Linked DNA regions of Mus musculus: regions 1, 2, 4 and 5 are each linked to region 3. The links are chromatin loops, found by intact Hi-C in ENCODE. Cell type or tissue: left cerebral cortex. All regions are shown on one strand.

The links. A loop is a pair of places that touch in the nucleus more often than their neighbours do. Peaks named below come from ENCODE experiments on the same cell type or tissue, not always from the same donor. Only the 100,000 strongest peaks of a DNase experiment are listed, where the experiment ranks them.
Region 1: a loop joins it to region 3, with 6 times the contacts of the local background. A loop is called at or near these places in 20 of 42 quality-filtered maps.
Region 2: a loop joins it to region 3, with 6 times the contacts of the local background. A loop is called at or near these places in 28 of 42 quality-filtered maps.
Region 4: it touches region 3 in a loop (2.0-fold over the local background); 28 of 42 quality-filtered maps call a loop at or near these places.
Region 5: a loop joins it to region 3, with 6 times the contacts of the local background. A loop is called at or near these places in 14 of 42 quality-filtered maps.

What each region holds. Positions count from the first base shown.
Region 1 is chr4:128,611,563-128,616,562 of GRCm38, reverse strand. It overlaps Tlr12 (toll-like receptor 12), which reads left to right. Exons shown (of 1, transcript NM_205823.2): 1 at 1-1,117. The coding sequence ends at 828. Among named protein-coding and RNA genes, the nearest start is that of Zscan20, 4.0 kb to the right of the region's middle. In left cerebral cortex, a CTCF peak has its summit at 3,103 (motif pointing left); DNase peaks (open chromatin) are centred at 514 and 3,096.
Region 2 is chr4:128,708,818-128,713,817 of GRCm38, reverse strand. Phc2 (polyhomeotic 2) reads right to left here. Exons shown (of 15, transcript NM_001195130.1): 4 at 4,764-4,841; 5 at 4,155-4,319; 6 at 2,674-2,760; 7 at 1,459-1,759. Among named protein-coding and RNA genes, the nearest start is that of Gm33712, 16 kb to the left of the region's middle. In left cerebral cortex, a CTCF peak has its summit at 2,268 (motif pointing left); DNase peaks (open chromatin) are centred at 249, 670, 1,548 and 2,256; H3K27ac peaks cover 1,396 bases.
Region 3 is chr4:128,773,832-128,778,831 of GRCm38, reverse strand. It overlaps Zfp362 (zinc finger protein 362), which reads left to right. Exons shown (of 9, transcript NM_001081098.1): 7 at 1,386-1,464; 8 at 1,590-1,748; 9 at 4,195-5,000. The coding sequence ends at 4,311. Among named protein-coding and RNA genes, the nearest start is that of Gm52679, 14 kb to the left of the region's middle. In left cerebral cortex, CTCF peaks have their summits at 1,882 (motif pointing right) and 4,135 (motif pointing left); DNase peaks (open chromatin) are centred at 1,030, 1,791 and 4,143; H3K27ac peaks cover 1,056 bases.
Region 4 is chr4:128,724,801-128,729,800 of GRCm38, reverse strand. All of the region lies in intron 9 of Phc2 (polyhomeotic 2), which reads right to left. Gm33712 (a long non-coding RNA gene) reads left to right here and starts at 2,266. Exons shown (of 3, transcript XR_003955114.1): 1 at 2,266-2,542; 2 at 4,427-4,564. In left cerebral cortex, a CTCF peak has its summit at 2,503; DNase peaks (open chromatin) are centred at 556, 1,735 and 2,264; H3K4me3 peaks cover 2,734 bases; H3K27ac peaks cover 2,375 bases.
Region 5 is chr4:128,856,388-128,861,387 of GRCm38, reverse strand. No RefSeq gene overlaps it. Among named protein-coding and RNA genes, the nearest start is that of Gm33814, 18 kb to the left of the region's middle. In left cerebral cortex, CTCF peaks have their summits at 2,288 (motif pointing right) and 2,943 (motif pointing right); a DNase peak (open chromatin) is centred at 2,965.

The sequences.
Region 1 (5,000 bases), 160 kb after region 3:
CAGGACAGTCTGAGGGAGTACAGCCCTCAGATGCCCCACTATATATACATTCTGGAGTCAAACCTGGCCTGCCACTGTGCCAATGCGTGGATGGAGCCATGGGTTAAGCGGTCCACTAAAACGTACATATACATAAGAGACAATCGCTTATGTCCAGGACAAGACAGGCTCTCTGCTAGGGGTTCCCTTCCCTCCTTTCTCTGGGACCACTGCCCCCAGACGTTGGAGCTGAAACTCTTTTTGGCTAGTTCTGCCTTGGTGTTCATGCTAATTGCCTTGCCTCTCCTCCAAGAAGCCAGGAACTCTTGGATCCCCTACCTGCAGGCCTTGTTCAGGGTTTGGCTCCAGGGTCTGAGGGGTAAGGGAGACAAGGGGAAGAGGTTCCTTTTTGATGTATTCGTGTCCCACTGCAGGCAAGACCAGGGCTGGGTGATAGAGGAACTTCTGCCTGCTCTGGAGGGCTTCCTTCCAGCTGGCCTGGGCCTGCGCCTCTGTCTCCCCGAGCGTGACTTTGAGCCTGGTAAGGATGTAGTTGATAATGTGGTAGATAGCATGTTGAGCAGCCGTACCACACTCTGCGTGTTGAGTGGGCAGGCCCTGTGTAACCCCCGATGCCGCCTGGAGCTCCGCTTGGCCACCTCTCTCCTCCTGGCTGCCCCGTCCCCTCCAGTGTTGCTGCTAGTCTTCTTGGAACCCATTTCTCGGCACCAGCTTCCGGGTTACCACAGACTGGCTCGGCTGCTTCGAAGAGGAGACTACTGTCTGTGGCCCGAGGAAGAGGAGAGAAAGAGTGGGTTCTGGACTTGGCTGAGGAGCAGGCTAGGGTAGCCATAGCCAGCACTGGTGTGGGGTGGTGCATGTGAATTTTGGGGTGGGGTTGGGGGAAGGGAAGCAAGCCTGCCTGTCAAGGAGTTGGTGTGTTTGTAGGTGCAGGGTCGGGGACAGTGGGTCTAAGAGGCTGAAGTCAGCCTTTTGCAGCGCAGGAATCCACGTGCTGTGAACACAGGTTTTGGGGGGCCTGGAGGTTGAATGAGGAAAACTGAGAGATGGAAGGTGTCCGCGGGGTATGTGACATTCCCAAGATCTTCAAATCCTCAGTAAACTTGCTAAATTCATGAAATGCGTGGCATGGTTGAACTTTTTATTTAGTAGAAATGCAAGGGGCAGAAAGCAAAGCGGGAAATGAAGGTGGAAATTCATGGGCACGCTAGGAAGGAGGGAAGGCTTTCCTAAGCTACAGAACTTGGGGCCAGGTCAAGTTCAGCCTGACCTTCGTGCGCCAGTGGGTCTTTTTGCATCAAGTGCCATAGAGGCTGTTTAGTTTCACTTCTGTGCATGTGATAAAACACCCAGGCCAAATCAACTTAAAGGAAGAAAGGGTTTTTATTTGTTTGTTTGTGGTCCCCTCCTCAACAATTTCAGGTTGCACTCTGTCGAAGTGGGACGTCAAGGCAGAAATTCAAGGCAGGCTTGCTTGTTATTTCACACAGCATTATCGTCCAACCAAGGAGCTCACTTCACAGGCAAGAAGTACAGCAAGAACCATGGAGGTGCCACTTGCGAGCCGGCTTATGCTCAGCCTGCTTTCTTATCGGGTTCAAGGCCACTGCCTAGGATTGGTGTGGCTAACACTGGATGTGTTTCTCCAAATGACAATCAAGACAAGTCCTCCCACAGACATACCCCCAGGCCAATCTGTTCTAGGCAATTTCTCAGTTGCGATTTTCCTCTCAGGTGACTTTAGGCTATGACAGAGTTGACAGCTGAGGTCCAAACAACTGGGAGGCAGACAGATCATTTCTCCTTCCGGGAACACATGAAGCTGTGTTCTCATGTAGTGCATCCTCCTGAGCCTCAGAGAAACACCGTCACCCTGGATGCTCCAGCTGTATGGCACCAGCCACGTGTGGCTCCCAGAGCACCTCGCTCTCGAGAACCCTCGCCCCCGGGCCTTTGCACATTCTGCTTCCTTACGAACAACACCTTTCCCTGAGCACCTGCACAACAGCCTGTAAGGTTAAGCTCAGCCATCAGTCGCTTTCTCCAGAGGTCTGTGCTGAGCTCCCAGCCTGGGACAGCATTTTGGAAGAAAGTACTATATTAAGATTTTTCTCTTTTTCTCCTCCTCTCACCCCGAACCCCAGCCTAGCCTAGCTTTGGATCTCTCTAAGTAACCGAGGATGGCTCCGAACTCCCAATCTTCTTGCCTCCGAATTTCCAGTGCCAGGATTATGGGTGTGTGGATTATCTGGCCCAGCTTTATTTTTCTTTTTCTCTTCAAAATCGTACCTATCTCTGAAGCTAGATTGCCTACTTTTTAAACTATGTGGCTTTCGTATGTTAGTTTGTACCTCAGTTTCCTGCTCTGTAAAATGGAATAGCACCACCCCCCACCCCCAGTATTTTGTGAGACTTAAATGGGTTAATGTGATTGAAAGAATAAGAAAACCACCCAGTTTATCACACATGTGTTCAATAGGAGTTTATTATTACGGGACTGAATTCATAATCTATATTCGATGATAATAATCCATACTGTTCTTGACAAGGACCTGAGTTTGCACTAGCAACTCACTTTGGGGCAGGTGCTCATTACCACCTCTAACTCCAGCTCCAGGGAACCTGACGTCCTCTTCTGGTCTCAGAGTATACTGGCACTCATGTGAACATGCCAGACTTAACACATGCACGTAATTAAAAAAATAAGAATCCTAAAAAAATTAAAACGATGTTTTATATTACTACATTTGTATCATTTATAAGCAAATACTCATATGTTGGAAACATGTGCCCTGGAAGTGTGTTTTACGGCTAGGAGTACTTGATCCTGTGAGTTTGGAGACTGGGTCCTGAAGCAAAGACGAAGACTGATGTCTTTATCCTCAGAGCCTAGTCCTGTCAGCGGAAAAGATTCACATTGGCAAATGCAGCATGCCGCCAAAACAGGCAGAACCCGAGGTTTATTCTGGCTGGGATTTGGTCTCTTAGGGATTATTTTATTTTATTTTTTTAAATTTCCACTTCTAAAAGGCTAGGTTTTAATTAGACAAAGGCAAAGAGACATCTTACAATCCCAGGCTGGATTTAGGGTGAGGTGCGCCCTCTTGTGACCTAATAGCATATTTCTCTTTCTGCGCACTAGCTCCGTTTGTTTCAGCTCCTTAGGATAGAATGGCTGATGTGGAGGTCTCACAGGTCCCTGCAAAAGTGTCTTTCCACTTTCAGACGCAAACACTCTATCCAACACACTCAGCCCACTCAGCCCTCCTTACGGTGTCAATGTTTACCCAAGTCCTTAGCTTCTTCTTCATGAAATGTCAGGCAGCAAGCAATGTAACTTCTGGGGTTTTAGGATTTCAAATTCCAGCCTTGGTACTTACTGTGCATATGATTTTGAGCAGGCTAATTTATTTATATCTCTAAGCTTCCATCCTTTTCATAAAATGGGGTAACAGTACCAACCTCACAGAGCTTCGGGAACAATTGAACAAGGTGTACTAATGTAACCTGTTAATACCAGCACACTACATACGCTAAGTAAATCACTGATATATTAAGCAATGAATCAGAAGCCGGGTGGCAGTGGTGCAGAGGCAGAGGCAGAGGCAGGTGGATCTCTTGAGTTTGAGGATAGCCTGGTCTACAGAATGAGTTCGAGGACAGCCAGGATTACACAGAGAAACCCTATCTCAAAAAACAAAATAAAACAAAACAAAACAAGTCAGAATATAATTTCTTTTCTTTCTTTTTTTCTTTTTAGTTTTTTTTTTTTTTTTTTTGAGACAGGGTTTTATGTGTAGCCCTGGCTGTCCTGAAACTCACTCTGTAGACCAGGCTGGCCTTGAACTCAGAAATCCGCCTGCCTCTGCCTCCCAAGTGCTGGGATTAAAGGCATGCGCCATCACTGCCCGGCTAGAATATAATTTCTAGCTAAGGAATTTGAAGTGAGTTACTAAAACTAAGATGTAGAATTCCCCCAAATGCAATACTAGCTGACGTAGTGAGCCCTTTCCCAATGCTAGCTACTGTCAAATTTGCTCAAGTTTCATGGGTCTCAATAGAAATAATAGCCAGTAGTCGTTCAACCTTATGAACGCCAGGAGGGAGACAAGCTCTTCACAAACTTTGCATATTTTTTTCCCAACAACACTCAAAGGAAGATTTCAGTATTATTACACCCATTCTCCAGACGAGGAAACTGAAGCCTTAGCAGTTTAGGGGAGTATCTTAGTTTGGGATTTCCATTGCTATAAAGAGACACCATACACCAAGGCAACTTTTATAAAGGACAACCTTTAATTGGGGCTGGCTTACAGGTTCAGAGGTTCAGTCCATTATCATCATGTCTGGAAGCATGGCAGCATCCAGGCAGGCATGGCGCTGGAGGAGCTGAGAATTCTTTTTTTTTTAAAAGATTTATTTTATTAATATATGTAAGTACACTGTAGCTGTCTTCAGACACTCCAGGAGAGGGCGTCAGATCTTGTTGTGGATGGTTGTGAGCCACCATGTGGTTGCTGGGATTTGAACTCTGGACCTTTGGAGGAGCAGTCAGGTGCTCTTACCCACTGAGCCATCTCACCAGCCCGGAGCTGAGAATTCTACACCTTGTTCTGAAGGCAAACAGAAGACTCTTTCCAGGCAGCTAGGAAGAGCGTCTTAAAGCCCACCCCCACAGTGACACACTTCCTCCAACAAGGCCACACCTCCTCATAGTGCCACTCCCTGGGCCAAGGATATTCAAGTCACCACAGGGAGGTAGCACAATTGATAAGGTACCTGCCACATGTTCAATAAGGGTCTCAGTTCAGGTCCTCAGCATTCATATAAAAGCCAGGAGTGTCAGTGCCATAGGTAACGCCTGTACTGGCAAGTGGGATGGGGAGGCAGAGACAGGCAGATTCCCAGAGCTCATGGGTTAGCTAACCTAGCTGGATCCTTCAGTTCAGTAAGAGACCCTCACTCTAGTAATCAGGGTGGAGAATGCTCCAAAAAGGGCA
Region 2 (5,000 bases), 65 kb after region 3:
TCTCAGCTCAGGTAGGACCTATGCAAGTCAGTTAACCTGTCCTTTGTCCTGGGTGACTTCTGAAGTCTCCGAACGGTGAAGAAATGACTCGTATTCATGCGCTTGGCCTGTGCTTCCTTCAGTCTGCCTAGGGTGCCTACCCCTACTTGTGTGCCGGGCTACTGCTGCTCATTCTTCAAGATTCGGGTGCCAGCTGGCTGTGTTGGCATATACCTGTACCCCAGTATTCATGAGGCTGAGACAGGAAGATGGGGAGTTCCAGGCTGGCCTGGGCTACATAAAAAAACTCAGGTGCATCCTCTGAGAGACAGCACCCCAGAGTCAGCTGCCTGGTACTGAGTTGACTATCTGTGCCTGCCACACCTACAATGGATTAAAAGCCTGAATGGATTTGCTTTTAACTGTATATTCTCTTAGGTAAGAAAGCATAAGTTGACTTTTTTTTTTTAACCTTTTTTGGTGACAGTGGGCATCAAAGCCAGGGCTTCACATATTCTAGGTAAGTATTGTTGTATCACCAAGTTACACCCCAGCCTGATCACCTTGGTTTTAATGTAGTCATAGATTCTCAAGAAAACTTCAGAGACCGTGTGGCGTCTACTGGATTCTCAGTGGCGTGCGTGGGTGAGGATGAGGGTTGGTGGCTGGCCACAGGGACTGTTTTTAATCTAAGCAATATGGTCCCTGCTATATTTACTTCTGTTGTTGAATTGCTCACACTTTTTCCTTCGACTAGAAAGTTTGTTTCCAGGCTTCCAGAGCTCTTGGCAGATTTTCTCATTCACAGCCAGTGCTGGGAGGTTCAGTGGGCAGGGCCGGGGGCTAGTCAGAGGCCACTGATTCACCCCCATTTGCAGAATGAATGGGCCCAGCAAACAATCAGCTTTTTTTTTTTTTTCCAATCTTCTAAATTTACTCTCAAGTGTGGAGATCCCAGGCTCCTGTCCACGAGGTTAGGGGGTCCTTCCACTCTCCTGCGGGGCTCGGAGCTTGGACACAGAACAGGCCACAGTGTCACCCTCCTTTACCTCCCCAGCCTCTGGGAACTCAGAGGAGTCAGAAAGCTTGCCCATATAAGTTAGCCAAGGCCTCCTGAAGGATTAGAGTCAGCTTCCTGCCTCTCCTCTGCCTGTGGCTCTCCCAAGCTCTGGCTGGCCACATCCCTTTCACTAACTTTGGGGATCCCAAAATAGTCCATCTACCAGTCCCCACCCATTCAGGGCTAAGGCTGTGACCGGTTCCCGGAGCCGGGGCTGTGTCGGTGCAAAGGCTTAACCCTAGGGATGTGGTTTCTAAAGTCAGACTAAGCATGAACCGGAGCCTGGGGCTGGCAAACACCCCAGGACTGGGAGGGGACAGGGAGTCTGGTGTCCTAACGCACATATGGGAAGGAACGTTTGGAAGCTTTGGAGGGCTCTCTTGATCCATAACCCAGACTTCATCGTGCTGGGACCTTACCTGGTGCAATGAGCGGGTGAGTAGCCACAGCAGGAACTGCCCGGCCAGGCCCTGGCCGGCCCTCCATGTTGCAGTTACCATCTCCTGCCTTGAGTGTCTCTGGCGCATTGTCAGTCCCACTAGGCTTGGCACCCGCAGGGGAACCCTGAGCCATGGTCCTGCCCTGTGGTGGGGCAGGCAGAGGCTGGCTACTGCTGGGTGTGGGTTTCAGGGCCAAGCTGGGCAGGACAGGCTGGGTGGGGGGAGGGCCCGAGGCTGCTGCTGCTGGTGTCTGCTGGGTGCGAAGCGTCAGGTTCTGTACCTGAAAAAGAGGGGCCCCGTGAGAGTCCAGAGAATGCAGGCCGGGGCAACAGCAACACACACCTGAGAGGGAGTTAGGGCAGATCCAGGACTACAGACATGAAAATGGTTTCTAGACGGAGCGAGTGAGAGAAAGAGAGATAGAGAAGAGACACCAGAAAGAGAGACGCACGGGGTGGGTAGTTAGGGGCTGAAAGAGAAGCCCGGAGTGGGTGGAGTTTGTAAAGAACACAGGAAGTATGGTTAGTGATCAGAACTGAATTCTGGGGCTGCCCGGCTGGGGCAGACAGGGGCAGGGAAGCCAGCGCCTTTCGTTCCCCACCCCTGACACTATCGGGATTCGTTGCATCCTACTGCGGCAAAGCACGGTATGGAAAAAAACAGAACAAGACTGACAGGCAAAGCAGAGGCTCAGCTTGTCCTCACAGTCAGGTTAACGCCAGGTCGTTTCCAAGACAGCCGCATGCTTACTCAGCCTGGTCCCTGCTGCCCTCTGCTGGACAATGGGGGGCAGTGCCGGACTCATAACCTAGCTTCTCCATCCTCGAGCTTGGGTCCCCCTTCTGGAGATGGCGTAGGAAGACAGACTGAGTAAGAGGTCCGTTCTCAGGTTCCCACAGACGTCTCACACAGAATAGCTCCTCTGTGCTGTAGCAGAAGGCCGGAGGCCAGCACCCATACCGTTCCTTCTCTCCGTATGCCCCTGCCTCTGATCCCCTCCCCTCAGTGCTGGCTCACGGTGCTCTCTGCTGCCTACCTATATTCAGAGGAGCCAAGAGGTGCTGAGGCCAGCTGGATGGTAACGAGCGAGTCCATTTTCTTATTGCTTCATAGACGAGTCCTACCACTGCCAGCACCCCTGCCCCTCTATGAGCTGCCCACCCCCCTGCCCACCCACGAGCCCGGGGTCCTCACCTGGGCAGGGGTAGGGGGCCGAGCAGGGGAACCAGTGCAGAGCTCAGGCTGAACAGTAGCGACGGTGGCCGTGGGCGTGAAGATGAGCTGAGGGGACAAAGGAACAGAGGGCCTAGGCTCCTAGCTACCTGCACCAAGTTACCTAGCTGGGTCTGGAATCACAGGGAACGAGGCACCTTTTACCTGCCCAGTGTAGGCTGAGCCACAGGGGAGAGCAGTTTAGCCAGGGGATGGCTAAGCAAGCGGGACCCTTGTTCTGAGGGACTCTGTTGCCTCAGAATCTGGCACTGTCTCCTCAGTCCTGTGAGGAGGAACCTTGGGCAGCTGTCATAGGCTGATCTTCCAGGTCTAAGATAGCTCTGTTCCCCAGGGCTAGATCGGAATAAGATTATCTTTCAAAAAGGATTAAATCGGTTTGCACAGTGGTCACTTTCTAGTCAAGCTCTGATTCAGCGGGGGTGGGGAGGGGAGTCTGGAAGCAGCAACAGCAGAGGAAGGAGATGGCCTGGAGCTACGGTGACTGCGTCTCATCTGGAGGGGTGCAGGTAAAGAGGCAGCACTGGCTGGCACCTTGACCTCTGTGTGGCTCTGTCTCTGCATGCATGTGGATAAGCTGGTGTCGGGGCAGGGGGCCTCCTTCATCTCAGTGCTGGGGCCTCCTGGATCACTCCCTCTGTGTACATTCTGCTCTCAGAGGGCAGCAGATGGGCATCAGGACCCCAGTGGGGACATAGAGTAAAGTGGAGTGTGGCTGCCAGTTGGCTGGGGACATGGAAGTCCAGTCATATGCTGTCTGAGGCATTGCCTGGGAAGGGGAAGAGTACCCGCAGCGACAAGCTCGGAGTCAGGAAGAAAAACTAGGGAACAAGATCAGAGCAGCCCCCGGTGTGATGCTCTGGCCTTAACAGCAAGGCAGGGAGGGACTACGCTGTCTTCAGGATGGTGTCATCATGGGTAAAAGAGAAAACCAGCTTCTCTTCAGCCTGGGCGGCACGGGCGGCACGGGCGGGGACTTGTCGGTTGGAGCCCACCACGGTTACGTGGTTGCTTCCTAGTCTGCTGTTCCCAGACCTAAGGACCCCTTAGGGGCAGACAGTGCCAGGTCAGGTATGTTCTACATGAAATAGAACGGGGCAAGCTGAGAGGACTGTCCTGGGAGCCAGCTCGTCTCTGTGGAGCAGCTAGAATCTGTCTGCTCACCTGTGAGTTCTAGGCACCACCTGGGCATGCATCCTGCCCCGTCTCCCTAACTTAGTTCTGAGATGGGCAGGGAAGGGAGGCACTGTAGGGTGACTTTCCCTGGCTCCATCTTGGACCTGACCCTCCCTGATCCCTACGGCTGCCCACTCAGCCCTCAGGCTTCTTCCACCCCCTTCTTCCTGCTCCTGGTTCCTTGCGATCTCTGCTCCTTTCTCTAATCTCCTATCTTTCCTGATTGTGTCCCTGAAGTCCAGGAACACACCCAGGACGCACATACTCACCATCTGCGCCCTGAGGTACATCTGTGCTTGGCTGGCAGTCAGGGCAGGGGAGGACGTGTTGCCCAAGAGCACGGCCTGCTGGGCAAGGCCCGAGGCTGCGGCTGAATTGACACTCTGTGCCCGGTTGATAAGCTGGGCTGCTGCCGGGGAGGCTGCCAGATTGAGCTGATGAGAGAGATGTGCACATCAGAAAACAGGAGGCTGGGCTAGCAGTGTCCCAGGAGGCCAGGCAAGCAGTCCCCTGTATTTTGCCTCCCTCTCTCCTGTTCTATGGCCTACGTGGCGGCCTTTAGGACCATCTCATGCACTTGGCTCTGGGTGGTTCCTCTAACTTTGCCCCAGAGCTGGCTTGGACACACAGCTGCGGGCTGGACCCTATGGTGCAAGCACAGTTAGCAATTGAGCCTTGACACCAGAAAGATGATGGGGTGTTAATAGCAGAGCTAGAAAGAGCACACCCATTTTTTTCCTGGCAGGAGCAACCGATCCCAGCTATGACCCTACATGGCTAAGGCATCCCCACAGCTGGATCCAGATAGTAGGGAGAATCGTAGGCAACAGGCAGTCCATGGATGTGGACTCTGCCGGCCATTCCCATACCATACTCACTGAAGAAGACTGGGCAGGAGCCTGTGAGGACACACTGCTACCGGGAGTACTTCCTTGTCTGTTGGCCACCAGGCTTGCCTGGAAAAGGACAAACTTTGGTCATTAATGTCTTCCACCTCAGTGATTTGCGGACCCCGATTTTCTGGGAAGTGCTCTGAACAGCGATCGGGAGAGCAGCCCCATTGCCCTCATCCACACGGGCTTGGCCTCCTGACTCACAAAGGGCCAGGATTAACT
Region 3 (5,000 bases):
AGTAGTGGAAGTGTGATTCACTACATGGCCTGGGCTTCAGGAGGAAGGGGGTGTGTGTCTGGATCTGCACTGCTAGGGCTGTATGGAGGGCAAGCATTAGGTAAGACAGCAGGTCTGGTTTTGAGGTCCCCACATGGAGCTGGGATCATGGGATTTCGGGGGTTGGGGGGCAGGCAGCATACCTGTTTCTGCTGGATTTTCTTGTGTTTGAAGAGGGACTGGCCCGAGGTCAAACTGAACATCCTATCTTACAGATGGGGGAGCCAAGGCTGTAAGCTCTGCTAGCAGGAAGATGCTAGGAACAGGATCCTGGTGATAGGCATGGCCTGACATTCAGGGCTGGAAACTGAGAGCTTTGTGGGTAGTGGGAACAGGCAGCAGTCCAGTCCTTTGTCCAATAGCTACCCTCCTTAAATATCTTTCTGAGGTGTCCCTGAGCTGGCAGCCTCATACAGGGATAAGTCAGTAGAAGGGGCCAGGCCTTGGACCAAGGGGATCCCTTCCATGATTCCAGAGCCACAAGGCCAGTGTGTGTGGACATGGCAGAGGCCTTCCTGAGGCTCAAGGCTATATGTGTGCCAGGGAAGGGAATGTAATACAGAAATCAGGGACAGAGAGGAGGTCTCAGAAACTAAGGCAGAATGTGGGCCGGCCCTGAATGCTAGGATAAGGGCTGGGGACCCTGTTCCAGACAAACAGGGACATAGTGGGGGTTTCTGAGCCAGGACACTACAAGGGCAGGCCCCAGGGATGATATCATATAGCTGAAGTCAGGAGGCTACTGAGACTGAAGACCTACGGAGGAAGCTGAGCAGTTGGAACAGTTGGGTGCTCAGAGGCCAGAGCGGGTAGTTTGCTGGTGAAGAGGTTTGATGCACTCCTATGGAAGAGCCCAAGTCCCTGGAGGACCACACGGTAGGCAGCCAACCAACAGTCAAGCAACACCCTCGGGCAAGAGCCTGAATCTTATATGAATCTTATTTCTGCTGTCAGTGGCTAACTTTAGAGATGAGGAGCCTTCACCGTCTGTAGTTCCCAGCTGTCTATTGCGCTTATGTCAGACCCTGGGGAGATGGCAGAGAATAAAACCCAGAGAGGTCTCCCTCTCACGGAGGGAGCCGAGAGAACCGAGACTGTAGGCTGTCACAGGGATCCGAGGGAGTGGGAAACTGTGTTCAGACCAGCCGCAGAGTCCAGAGAAGATGCTGGCGGCCTTTGCAGGCCCTAGCTCTTGTTTGGGGCCTACTCTTGACCACCAGAGAAAGCAAGTTGAAGGCTGGAGAGAGAGTACTCCAGCAGCAGAGGTGTAGTTGCGGCCAGGCTGGGGGCTGGAACTGCTGTGGGGTGTGGCAGGGGTAACTCCCTCACTGGGCATGCTCTTGCAGAATCCACACAGGCGACAGACCATACAAGTGCCCGCATCCTGGCTGCGAAAAGGCTTTCACTCAGCTCTCCAACCTCCAGGTGAGTGCCCCACCCCACCCACCCCCCACTACCACCCGCGCACACCCCCTTTCAGGGGCCCAAGAAAGGGGGTGGGATGTGGGGTAGAGTCAGCGCCTCACAGCCCCTTACCGTGCTCTTTACAGTCTCACCAGCGCCAGCACAATAAGGACAAGCCCTACAAATGTCCCAACTGCTACCGGGCCTACTCAGACTCCGCCTCCCTCCAGATCCACCTCTCTGCCCATGCCATCAAGCACGCCAAGGCCTACTGCTGCAGCATGTGCGGGCGGGCCTACACCTCGGTGAGTCTTGCTGCCTGGCACCAAGTTCCAAAGCCTAGGGGCAGGACTGTGGGCCTGGGATTCTCTTCTTAGCCTAGGAGCGTCTCAGCCCACGCTTCCTACTTGGGACAGCTGCAATACCCGCCAAGTCCAGCAGGGGGCACAGTCCCATAGCCAGAGCCGACTATCCTTCAGAGAAAGGGGACCAGAGATGGTTCCTGGGTGGGAAAATCCTCCAGTGGAGAGCCTTGGATACTCAAGTAACTCAGTTATGCGCACGCTTCTAGCCCTTTGACTGTTCTGGGAACACCACCATAGCCAAGAGTGTTCACGAGTAATACTGTCTCCTCCCGCTATCGAGTGGTTATTCTCAGGGCTACTGGCTAACAGGCATATCAGCTAGCCAGTGACTCATTCGTTAGTGTTCACTGACCACTGAGCCAGACACTAAGGAGACAGAAAACGCAGATCAGATAGGGACTTTAGGGACTACTGATGGTGGCAGGGATTAAATACATTATCACAGGTAAGCTTTTACGGACAGGTAGTGCTTAATGTTTCAAAGCAGAGCTGTCTGCTCAGATCTAGCCCCAGGGACCCTGAGCAGGAGGCTCCTCTGGGGCGGGACACTTCCTTGTGTCTGGTAAGATGCTAAAGAACTTCTGTATCTACCCACTGGGTGCCAGTAGCAACCTCTCCTCTCCAAGATGAGGTCACCAGAAGCATCCAGACACTGCATGTGACCCTGGAGGGGCAGCCCTCTTTTCTTGTTGAGAGCGAGTATTTTGAGAGACGGTAAAGAGTCTGAGGAGACAAAGTTGGGGACAGTCCAAATAATAAGGTCTTTTGAGGAAGGGGTACATAATAGCTTTCTGTCATGGTAACAGAATACCGCAGACGGTGGATTTAGAAGATGAACGGTTTGTTTTGGCTCTGGGATATGGAGGTTTCAGTCCATGGTCAAGTCCTTGTGTTTTCTCGTCGTACACGTCGCTGACTGTCTTCAGCCCCTGCTCTCTGAAGCAAAATCCAGACACGCTATTATTTTGTTTGTAAAAGCTTTATGTCTCAAAGGGCCATGGCTCCTTTTAAAAACATACCCATAATATCTCTATAACCCTTATTCAGAGGCCCATTGTCCAGTACCCAGACAGCATAGACATATTTATTTGTCTCCTAAATGCCATATTTTTATTTATAGAATTTATTTTTAAAGAGCAAGACCCAAATAATATTCCTATATTATCCTATGTCTTAATTAGGGTTTTGTTGCTGTTAAGAGACACCATGACCACAGCAACAATTATAAAGGAAAACATTTAACTGGGGCTAGCTTACAGTTGAGAAGTTTGGTGCATTATTGTCATGGCGGAAAACATGGCGGCACACAGGCAGGCATGGTGCTGGAGAAGGAGCTGACAGTTCTACGTCTTGATCCACAGGCGGCAGAAGGATACTGTGTGCCACACTGGGTGTAGCTTAAGCATAGGAGACTTCAAAGCCCACCCCCATAGTGACACACTTCCTCCAACAAGGCCACGTATCCCAATAGTGCCACTCCCCATAGGCCAAGCATTAACACACATGAGTCTGTGGGGGCCATTCCTGTCCAAACCACTGCAGCCTGTGTCAGTGTCTTTTAGGGCCCAGCTTGCCTCACCTCTCTCCTTACCTTGTACTCACTGGAAACTGGTTTCTGTTGTGGCTGTTGCTGACTGCTTCCTCTGGGTTGTGTAGCACCTTGCCACATTCCTAGACTCTCTCAGTCTCTGCCTGGCGACCTCTCTTGAGTGGCAGCCAGGGACAGGGTATGTTACCTTGCTCTTGGCCAGAGCCAATGGAAGATGTGGGCATGCAGACAGACAGCCCAGGTCACCTCACCGATCCAGTGATGATGCCTCAGGGCAGGGCAAGTGGGGAATAGGATGACTCGGGTGTGGCTTTACCCCCAAGAGAGGGTCACCTGGAGGTTTACAGGGACCTGGACTCCTGCTTCCAACTGGAATAAAATGTTAAGACTGGGAAGGAGTGTCCCCGTAGGGCTCTAGAGACAGCTCCTACTTACAGAGGAGGAAATGAAGGCTTGGGAGCAGGTTGGGGGACATGACTTGCCCTGATGCTAAGAAATGGCAGAACTCAACTCCTGCCAGGCCTCTGCCTCAACCCCACAGGGAACACACAGTTATAGGTTGGAATGGCGAGCAGAGCTGGAGATTGCAGGGCTTGGGTGGAATCTGTTGAGGGTGAGCGAAGTTGCCAGTCAGCCTTGTCCACCCCTCCAGCAAGCACTGTGTAGGACTGAACTCCAGCAAAGCAAAGATCACCCTAAATCAATAGAACCCTTAGAACCCATTCCAAGGTCCACCTGAGCTCCAAGGCTGTGGCTTCAGTGAGCTGCTCTCTAGTGGCTGATTTTGGAACTACAGCCTCTGTTGTGATGGCTTCTGCATATTCCTTCTGCCCACAGGAGACCTACCTGATGAAGCACATGTCCAAACACACAGTGGTGGAACACCTGGTGAGCCATCACTCACCCCAGAGGACCGAGTCCCCCGGCATCCCGGTGCGAATCTCTCTGATCTGAGCCACCTGCGGCGACGCCCCGCCCACTTGGCAGACACAGACCCAGGCAGCACCCAGCCTAATTCCCGCTGGGGCCTCCAGGAACCACCAAGCTCTCTCACAACCTTCCAAACCTGCCAGAAAGCTTGGTCCACAGAAGCCCTCCCTGGCTGGCTCCTGGCAGCCAGGCCAACTGCAAGATTCTGGACTGTTCTGGTGGCATCCAAAGACGATCTCAGAGCACTTTGAACCTGTCTGTTGGGTTTTCTTTTTGTTCCCCCTCCCTCACTTGCTTCACTGTTTCTTGTTTTTAAGTTTGTTTTGGAAATAACAAAAAGGATATTTATTGGCCAGAATGTTGGTGCTGCTAAGAACGGGAAATTAAAAGGACTGGACAGACGGATACAGAGAACCAGAGGGCAGCGTGGGAACTTCTCTGGCCAAAACCTCAGGTCTTGAGGGGAGGCCTGGGGTTCTGGACGTCAAAGGGGACACCCTCCCTCAGGTGGGAGGAGACAGGAGACAGCTGGAGTGAGCCCTTCACCCGTCACCCAGTCAAACTGCCTGAGCTTTGCCCTAGCCTTCGTGAGCAGAGGGCACAGCAGCTGCCAGGCCTGCCTGGCTTTAGGGCACGGAAATGAGAGAGGTCTGGAGACCCGCGGGACCAAAGGGTGCAGTGACGGCTGGGTGGCAAGCCCAGGGAATGGGTTG
Region 4 (5,000 bases), 49 kb after region 3:
GGCAGACTTGGAACAAAACACCTTCCTAAACCGGTGTCCTCCAATGAAGGGTGTGGAGCACACAGAGACCGCCTGAAGACCTGTGGCCAGAAAACTGTTTCTGTCACAGAAGGAAGGGGCTGGAGTTTTCCTCTTCTCTGTCAGGGAAGGAAACCGTGTATGAAGCCCACTTGGCAGAGCTAAAGGGACACACGAAGCCCAGGAGAAAGTGGGGAGGGCCTGAGGCCTGGGGTTCCACTCCCCGGGCCATAAACAAACACCCCGAAAAGAGCAAAGGGCTAGGCGGTGGCCGCAGGATGAAATGCCAACATTCAATAATGCCCAAGCCACATGAGCAGAGAACAATTACAGGAGGGGCGGAGGGAGTGAGACAAGGGGTACTCCCCAGCCTCTGCGTCCACAGCACAGTGAACTAAGAAACTACCCGCTTTCTCAAGTTTAAAGTGTCAGGGGGGGGGGGGAAAGACATCTGCTCTCTGTGGTGCATAAAGACAAGCCTGGGAACATCTCGGGGTGAGCAGGGAAGCAGAACTCATATGCCAGTGCCAGGAGAGTGCTGGTGCCAAGAGAGCACCACTCCCCATCTGCCAGACCCTCGGTGGAGCCTGCCACCCTCGTGAAGAAGCCAAATCCCCACCTTACCCGGGCTGGCACTCACTGACAGAACTGAACGGTGGGGAAGAGTTTGTGGACAAAAGTTTGAAGGTTTCCAAACAATCCGGATGTTGGGGGCTACCTATTATTAAACAGTCTGTGGGGCCCAACAATGTTTTACATAAAGCAGGAGCCCCATAAAATGTGCTGTGGGAAGATTCAAGAGAAAACTCTCTTGCCCTGATGACTACGTTAATAAACTACATTCTATTTCACAGGCAAAATGATGGGACATCCTGTATCCCTGGTGACCCAAATCTAAATGCTAGCCAACAGGCAGTGCCACAGGTCTGCAGTGTGTGTGTGTGTAGACATACAAGAACAAGGAACAATTCCCTTGCTTCATTAGCCTGTAATGTTCACACTGACCTAGAAATCCTAGCAGTTCTAACATTTGGGTTGAGTCAGGAGGGGTTAGAGAAACCCCAGGTGAATGATAATTGGATTATCCAGTAATGCCCCAGGGCCAAATGGCTGAGAAAGGCCAGGACAGTGCGGTGAACATTACACTGGTATAGTGAAAGTGACATTACTTTCTAAACCCGAAACTGAAAGCTGAGACAGACAGGCAATGGAGATGGAATAGTTTAAAGTGAGGCCATCCTAGGAAAATTGCAGACAGCCGGGAGGATTAGGTCGGAAGTTCACTTCCCAAGAGATCCTCTGGGCCTAATATGCTAATGGAGGGATTAAGGATCAAGGATGGGAAAAGTCGGAGGGTAAAGCTGTCATTGATTTGTAAAGCAGGAATAAGAGTGAGCTCAGCGGACAGCGCCAAAAGGGAAGGAAAGTTGATGGGAACTGTTAGTATTAAGCTAGATAAACCTTCGGCAGTTAAGGTGCAGGAGGGTCTCACTACTGGTACAAACTGGCAACCGACGCGGGAATCGGGGCTCAGGCGCTCTGGCGACAACTTCACCAGTTCGCATTCTGGCCGTGCACATTACCTGCCTCTCTGGACGTCAACTTAAACAGACGCTCAAAGATTCCGGATTTAACGTAAAGAGCCCTCAGACGCAGCATACCTTCGCTTGGCACGGGAGGGCGAGAAAACGCTCTCCTAAAAATGGAAGAGGACAGGCACAAAACAACTTGTCCTTTCCCATCAATACAAGTCCCCGCGGGGCCCTGGGATCCAGAGGCCCCGAGCGGGAGCGGAGGCGGCTCGGGCCCTCCCCGGAGGCCGAGCTCTGCGGCGCGGCCCACAGGCCTCCGCGAGGCCCAGGGCGGCGCCCGTTCCTGGCACGGCAAGATCCCTCCCCGCGGCAGCACTGACCTGTCCGGGGCCCGGCCGGGCCTGACCGGGCGGGGCCTACGCAGCCCCTGGGCCCGGCGCCGCCTGGAGCGGGGGCCCGGGCGGGCCGCGTCCTCCGCGCCGGGAGCCTCCGAGCCGGGGCCCGGGGCTGCCGCGGCGCATCCGACCGCAGGGCCCGGCGGCCTGGACAAAGGGCGCAAGGCGCGGGGCGCGGGGCCGGGAGGGCGGCAGGCGACGGCCGGGTTGCGGCGAGAGCTCAAGGGCTGCGGCGCCGCGGAGACAATGCGGCGCGTCCGGACCGGCTCCCGGGCCGCCTCCGCCGGGGCGGGGCGAGGGCGGGGCTAGGCGGCGCGGGGCGGAGGGGCGGACGACGCGGCCCGCGCGCTTCCTTTGTGCGCCCGAGCCCCGCCCCGCGTCCTCCGGAAGGCTCGAAGGCGTCCGGCTCGGGGGGCGCCCCCGGGGACCCGTGGCCTGTGACCCCCGCCCCGGTGGCTCACTGTGGGGTCTCGGAGGCGAGTCTTAATGATTGAGGGTTAGTGCGTGTCAGGGCGAAGTGCACGCACCCTCTCCCTTATTGTCCACAATAACCCTCCAAGTGATCATTATCCTCCCCACTGGGAGCGAGGATCAGAGGTGAAGTAATGACCAAAGGGACCCAGTCCTACCTCCATAAAAGGCGTAATCCCTACCGCCAGGTTTAATGTGAGGGTTAACTGATTTACAAATTGCTTGCAGTGCCTGGTGCACAGTGGGAGCCCAATAAATGTTAGTTTTCTTTCCCAAACACACTGTTGTAGCTTGAACTGTCCTGGCGAAGTACCTTCCCGAAGTAAGCAGGCTAGGAGCGCTGGGGGTACAGGGACACGAGAGTAGTACCATCCTCAAACAGCTGTTGGATGGACACAGTGACTCCCATCACTCAATTCCTGACTGCTCTCTAGTATCAGTATTTTCCCATCTGTTCATTATCTTCATTCATACAGGCCTCTACCAGGCTGCCCACCCCCAACTTCACTTTGTCCACATTTTTCTACTTCCTGCAGGCTTACTTCTCTCTCTTCCTCGTTCCCCATTTCTCCTTTCCCCTTTACTTTCCAAACTTTCAAACCTTCTTTGCAGTAAAATTCACATTGCTCATTCTCACACACTGACATTTCGTTTTCAATAGGAAGATGATAAGCAACCAAATACTCACCTTCTGTCACGCCCTTGCCCACTCTTCTGCCCTCCACCTTAATTAACTTCCACTGTCCTGCCAGGAAAGCTCTGTCCCTGGCTTTACAAGCCCAAGTCTTACCCATCCTTCAAGGTCGAGAGACCAGCAGTTGGCAAACTTCTTCAGAAAGGAGCCATATAGGAAGGAACTAGCCTAAGCTGGGTGTCCCAGCTCTTCCAGTGCACACTGTTGCTGAATCTGAGAGCTGCCATAATGGATATGTGAGCGTGGCTGTGTTCCCACAGACCTTCACTGTGAACGCTGACATCTGAATCCCATGTATTTTTCACACATCATGAAATACTATTTTGATCATTGCATTTGTAATGTACAAACATTGGCGAGTTAATAGGCATAGCCTGAGGGCTATGGCTTGCCAACCCCTGCTTTGTAGCAATGCCACTTCCGCTCTGAGATGTAGCCTGCTAATCTCCACTTGGCAGTTACATTCCCCTCTGTAACCTGGAAAGCACTTGCCCAGGAGCCTCCTGTGGCACTCATCAGATTATTGATTTCATTGTAATTTCCCGTGTGCTCATCTTTTCCAGCAGACTCTAAGCTGTGATGATAGGGACCAGTCCTTATTCCTCAGGGCCTTACCATCCATCCTACAGTGCTTTGCCCCGGAGTGGGCATTCACAAATGCATGATCCGTGCAGGTGTCTAAGGCTCCGGTGGCCGCTAATCGCCTCCACTGTACAAAGCTGAGTTCTCTTGGAAGACGGGGCCCTCCAGAGCAGGATGCTCATGCTATTCTTACTGCTTATGGACCAACTAGAAAAAGGAAGGCACATCCCAGCTGATTTAGGGGGTTTTGGATAACTATGCTTGAAGAAAGCATATTGATCACCAGCATCCTAGCAACACCGCGTGGATCCTAGGCAGCTCCTCTCCACCAGCAAGTTGGTAAAAGAAAACATATTCCAGAAGGAACTGGGATGCTGCTCTTTCCTAAGTTTTAGAATAGAGAGCAGGGCAATGCTTATTCCTGTAATGCACCCACAGCCACACTGTGCAGTGGAGTTTACATAATGAATGGCAGAATTCAGACATAAGAGATTCCTGGTCCACCACTGACTCTGCAACTTAGTTTTCTCATCTTTAAACGGAGGATAATAAAATCCCCGACTCCCGAGGGCTATTACTGGGATTCGGGGAAGAGATCTATATAAAGCCTGGCAGAGAAAGTTCAAGGATAGCTTTATGAACGATTATTATTCTCTGGAACTGTGGGCTAAATTCCCACGATCACCGGACAGAAGTAAGTAATTGTACTTTGCTTCGAAATATTAATAGCACAGGTTGGAGACCAAGGAGACCTAGAGAGCCGGCACCTCCTATCAGAGAAACAGCCCAGCAGCATAACAACCCAGCTTCCGGTTGGCACAATCCACTACCCCAAGAGCTAGGCACTGCTGGATTGAAAAGGCCCAATAAAGGTGCGTGAAGGAGCTGCCACACGGGGGGGGGGGGGGGTTGGGGCTGGAGCCAGGGAGCTGCCCTCCCACAGCTCTGTAGCCCCAAGCTGCTCCATCTTGGTTTTTGTCCCCACTGTAGACTGAAGAGGATGGTGATGCTCCCCTCGGGGGAGGGCAGCATGGGTGAGAAGGAGTTAGGAACGGTTCTCAGCACACAGTGTCTGATCATCCCCAATGTACCTAGGGGACAGTCCTGCCTCTTCCTAAGTCCTGCCTTATGGAGACGCTAGCTTTTGATATTTGCAATTAGTGAGCTTAAGTGGGGGAGTTCCATTTTAAGAGAATCAATGCGGAGTTAGCACACAGAGAAGCATGGCTAGAAATGTGGGCATGAGGACCTGGCGTGTCACCGAAGAAAAGAAAAGGAAATCAAAGGACTCTCAGGTCCTTAGACCCA
Region 5 (5,000 bases), 83 kb before region 3:
TCTTGGGCCTCAGCAACAGGGAAATTACCTTGTGTTTAAATGCTGATCCTGGCAAACATGATAAGAGCAAGTCAGAAAGAACCAAATTATTCCTAAATCACTCAACCAGGTTTAGAATAAAGCCAACGTTTATAGCATAAAAAAAAAATCCAGTACCCAAGAAGGCAAATGAAATTGACAACACCTAGCATCATATAAAAATCACTAGATAATAAAAAGGAGGAAAATTCTAGTTATCTTCATATTTTACTTATTTAATTATTTTTGTCTCTGTGTCTATGGTGCTGGGGAACGGCACCCTAGTGCTTTGTACATGAGAATACTTCCCTACAGGAAATGTTAAAGGAAGTTGTTCAAACAGGAGAATATGGGATGCTAGATCCACATAAAGAAATAATAAGCCAACGGAAGTAATAACTGTGTGGGCAAAATAGAACGGCTCCAGTTACTTAAATCACTTTAAAATACAATGAACTATTCAAAGTTGCATAATAATGCTTGATGACTGCAGTGTTCTAAGTCGAGAAAAGATATGTGTCAGCAGCTCAGAAGCCATTGGGGCACAGTGGGGCACAGGGGGGCACACTGTCATGCACTTTTACACTCTTTAAATTTATTTTTAGCTCTCTCTTTCTTTCTGTCTCTGTCTCTCTCTGTGTCTCTCATTGCGCGCGCGCGCGCACACACGTGTGTGTGTGTGTGTGTGTGTGTGTGTGTGTGTGTGTATACTGTCCATAGAGGCCATTAGAGGGCATCAGATCATCAGAGCCCTTGAAACTGGAGTTACAATTATGAGCCACCATGTAGGTGCTGAGAATTGAACCTGGGTCCTCTGGAAGAGCAGCCACCCCCTAGTTCTTACACTCCTGATAAGCGGTATGATATCGCTGTGGTGCTAATGTATATAGTGTATACATAAAGCAACTCCTAGAATCACACTGACCTAACTAGGAAGCCAACACATAACATCTAATATAATTATAGAAAGCCCAGAGAAGTCAGAAAAAGAGAAAGGGGAACAGAGGACAAGAGGAGGGACCAGAGAGAAGGCTGGCTGGCTAAGAGAGATTGCTGTGGAATCGTGAGAACTGGAGTTGGAAGTCTGACGTCTACATAGCAAGCCAGACATCCTGCACAGGCCTGTGACCCAGGGAGACGGAGACGGAGACAGAAAGGTCACTGGGTCCTCTGGGCTTCCAGCCTAGCCAGGAACGTGCAAGCCTCAGGTTCAGGGAGAGAGCCCGACTCAGGGATGGAGAGAGACTGAAGAGAACAGTTAGTGCTCTCTTCTGGCCTTGTGAGTGTGCACAGGCACATTCAGACCTGCATATAAATATGTGCACACACTTAGACACACACACATACAAATAAATAGATCTTTATAAAAATAACAGGTAGAAACAAAATAGTAAAATTATATTAAATGCAAAAGGCCTAAAGACTTCAATCTAAAAGCAGAGACATTCAGATTGAATAATTTTTTAAAAAGAGGGACTGACTTTTGAAAATTTTTAAGATTTAAAAAGTATATGCTATTTAAAAGAAACTCAGTTTTAGTATTAAGAAACATAAATTAAATGTGAAATGATGAAAAAATATAACAGGAGCTAGGTAGATTACATCTCCTTCATATTGTGATCCCCAGCACCTTAGACTGTGATTTTTTTTTGATTTTGAGAGAGTGTCTCTGTGTGTAGCCAAGGTTGAATTCATGATCCTCCTGTCTCAGCCTGCCAAGTGCTGGGATTGGATGTATGCACCGTCACAACGGGTTTACAGCTTTATGTCGAGTGGCTTCTACTTTCTTGTGTAAGATTCTCAACACTGCCACAATGAACATCTTTAAATGTCTTTCCTCTTTCATTAAAAAACCTTTTAAAATATTTTTATTTAGTGTGTGTGTGTGTGTGTGTGTGTGTATGAAGCAAGCACAAATGCGGACGTCAAAAGACTGCTTGCTGGAGTCATTTCTCTCCTTTAACTACATGGGCCTTGAGAATCAAACTCAGGTCATCAGATTCCATGGCTCCTTTACCTGTGGGGACATTCTGCTGTCCCTCCATTGGCATTTTAAAATTTCATTGAGAATTTCATAATATGCATACAATGTATTTGGTTCATATCAACCCCCGCCACTCCAACTCCTCCCATACCCTCCTTGTGTCAGTTCTCCTTCCCAACTCCATGTCCCCTTTCCATGGTCCACTGAGTCTTTTGGCATTTTTTGGGAAATATTTCTATTTTAATTACCCATGTATGCATGTCTGTGTGTGGGTATGTGCATGTGAGTGCAGTGCCAGCAGAGGCCAGCAGAGGGCGCTGGATCCCCTGAAGCTGGCGTTATTCACAATTGGGAGCAACCTCAAGAAGATGCTGGGAATCAAACTCAGGGTCTCTGCAAGAGAATTAGTGTTCCCAACTGCTGTGCTATCTCTCCAGCCCTAGTCAATCCACCATTTACTTACTTACTCGTTTATTGTTATATGTGTGCATGATGTGTGGAGATGTATGCCAGAGATTGTCCTGCCTCTGCCTCTCAAGTGCTGAGTTGGACTCAGACCTGAACACACACACACACACACACACACACACACACACAGAGTGGGGAGGGGGAGAGACAGAGACAGAGAGAGAAAACGAGAGCGGGGGTGGGTGGGGGTGGGTGAGGGACTGGAAGAATGTAAGCATGAGCCAATGAACTATGTCTATTACCTGCTTTCATTTTTCTTTTGGATTTATCTGTGTAGTCCTGGCTGGCCTGGAATTCACAGACATTCTCCTGCCTCTGCCCCTCAAGTGCTGGGATTAAAAGCATGTGCAGAGATGTTCCATCCTACTGCTTTTTAAGAGCTCTTTGTTTATTAAGGATTTAACTTTAGAGTATCAGGTATCTTAGGGTCCCTTGAGGCAAACCATATGTCTGGAAGTCAGATTCCCAAGAGACTGAAGCAACTCTGTCTCTGGCCAGTGGAGGGCAGCAGTGGGCAAGATTCACTTTCAGATCAGAGGGACCTGCATCTGTGTGTGTGTGTGTGTGTGTGTGTGTGTGTGTGTGTGTGTGTGTGTGTGTGTGTGTGTGTATGAGAGAGAGAGAGAGGGGGGGGGGAGGGAGAGGGAGAGGGAGAGGGAGAGGGAGAGGGAGAGGGAGAGGGAGAGGGAGAGGGAGAGGGAGAGGGAGAGGGAGAGGGAGAGGGAGAGGGAGAGGGAGAGGGAGAGGGAGAGGGAGAGGGAGAGGGAGAGGGAGAGGGAGAGAGAGAGAGAGAGAGAGAGAGCTGGAGCCTAGACGCATCAGCTTCTGCTGTGGAGGTGAGGCAGTGCTCCTTCCCAGCCTGACTAGATTTGAGGCTTCTGTGTCTAAACAGACTCCCTGTGGGCTAAACAGTTAAACAGTGCAGGTTAGTAGGCCTGTGAGGACCCACACTATGGGAGAGGCTTGGGAGCGAGGGACCATCGGGATCTAATGGTCAGATTCTGACGGGCTGCCGGATGTTCTACCTGGGGGCCCAGTGGACAGCAGTTTTGCCAAAAAAAGATGGAAGTCTGAAAGCACCAGGCTCAGTTTGAAACTCTAGGGGTGTCCAGTCCCTCGCAGCCTCATCTCTAGGTCCACAGACCCTAAGGCCACTCCTGCCCTGGAACAAGAGTTATCTAAGACTAATTCAGAGCAAGGGGAGGGGTCGTCTCCTTCCTTTGTCTTCCCTGCTGTTCCCCCAACACTGCTACACTCCAGGTCTGATAGAGGGATGGGGAGCCATTTTCTAGCTAGGGTAACCCTGCCTCTCCCTCAGGCTAGGAGTAAGGCAGGCCCAAGGGGGCCCTCACTTGGCTCATGAAGGGAACACAGAGGAATGGCAACTGTGCTCAAGGGACATTGAGACACTTGCCTCAGAGTTACTAGACTCACCAGTGTGGCAGCAGAGAAGGGCTGGCTGGAATGATATGTGGGCCTTGTGGGGGCAGGGGCCAGCAGCTGAGAAGTAACTCATTCCTCAGGGCTCCCCACAGAGTAGGGGAGGGAGGGTGTGGCTGCAGCTCCCTCCCCTCCATCCCAGGCCTGAACGGATCTAGACTCCTGTTCTCTTGCTTATATTGATAATGACAGCAACTACTGCTGTTTACAGACAGCTGCTATGCTGTTCGCCTCCTACTTAGCTCTTCCAGAACATTCTTTCATCAAATCCCACTTAGGTGATTGATAGGTCTACCATCTCTCCTAGGTGACTGCCAGGTGAGGTGACAGAAATGTGCAGGTTTCTGCTGCTTGCTCCAGGTCACAGTAATAAGTCAAAGTCCTCTACTCACTCCAGAAGGCAAGACCTGTCCTCTGGGACCCCCATAACACTGGTTGTTCTGTACCCAATATCGGGCATCTTGGTGTGCATGAAGGTGCCACTGATTGGAAGAGGTCTAGGAAGGTGAGAGAAGAGGCCTTGGGAGTCTGGCTATCTGGACCACCATCGACACTCATAAAAAACCATTGCAAGGGGCTGGAGAGATGGCTCAGCGGGTTAAGAGCACTAACTCCCAGAGGACCTGAGTTCAATTCCCAGCAACCACATGGTGGCTCACAACCATCAGTAATGGGATCTGATGCCCTCTTCTGGTGTGTCTGAAGACAGCTACAGTGAACTCATATACATAAAATAAATAAATCTTTAAAAAAATATTAAAAAAAAAACATTGCAAGCTTCCTTCAGAGACCCGGGATACCTGGTATCCATGAGCCACAATAAAGATGAAGAATGTCTGAGGGTTTGGGGTGCCTTTGTTCACCCCTCAAGCCATGGTCTTCCCAAGGCTGCACATACCTGCAAGTTTTTTTAACTTATGGACTTCATGATATCTTAGTTATGGTTTCTATTGCTGTGATAAACACCATGACCAAAAGCAATTTGGGGAGAAAAGTGTTTAGTTCCGTTTATAGCTTGTAATCCATTATCCAGGAAAGCAGGGGCAGGAATTCAAGGCAGGAACCGAAACAGAAGAGTGGCACTTAGTGG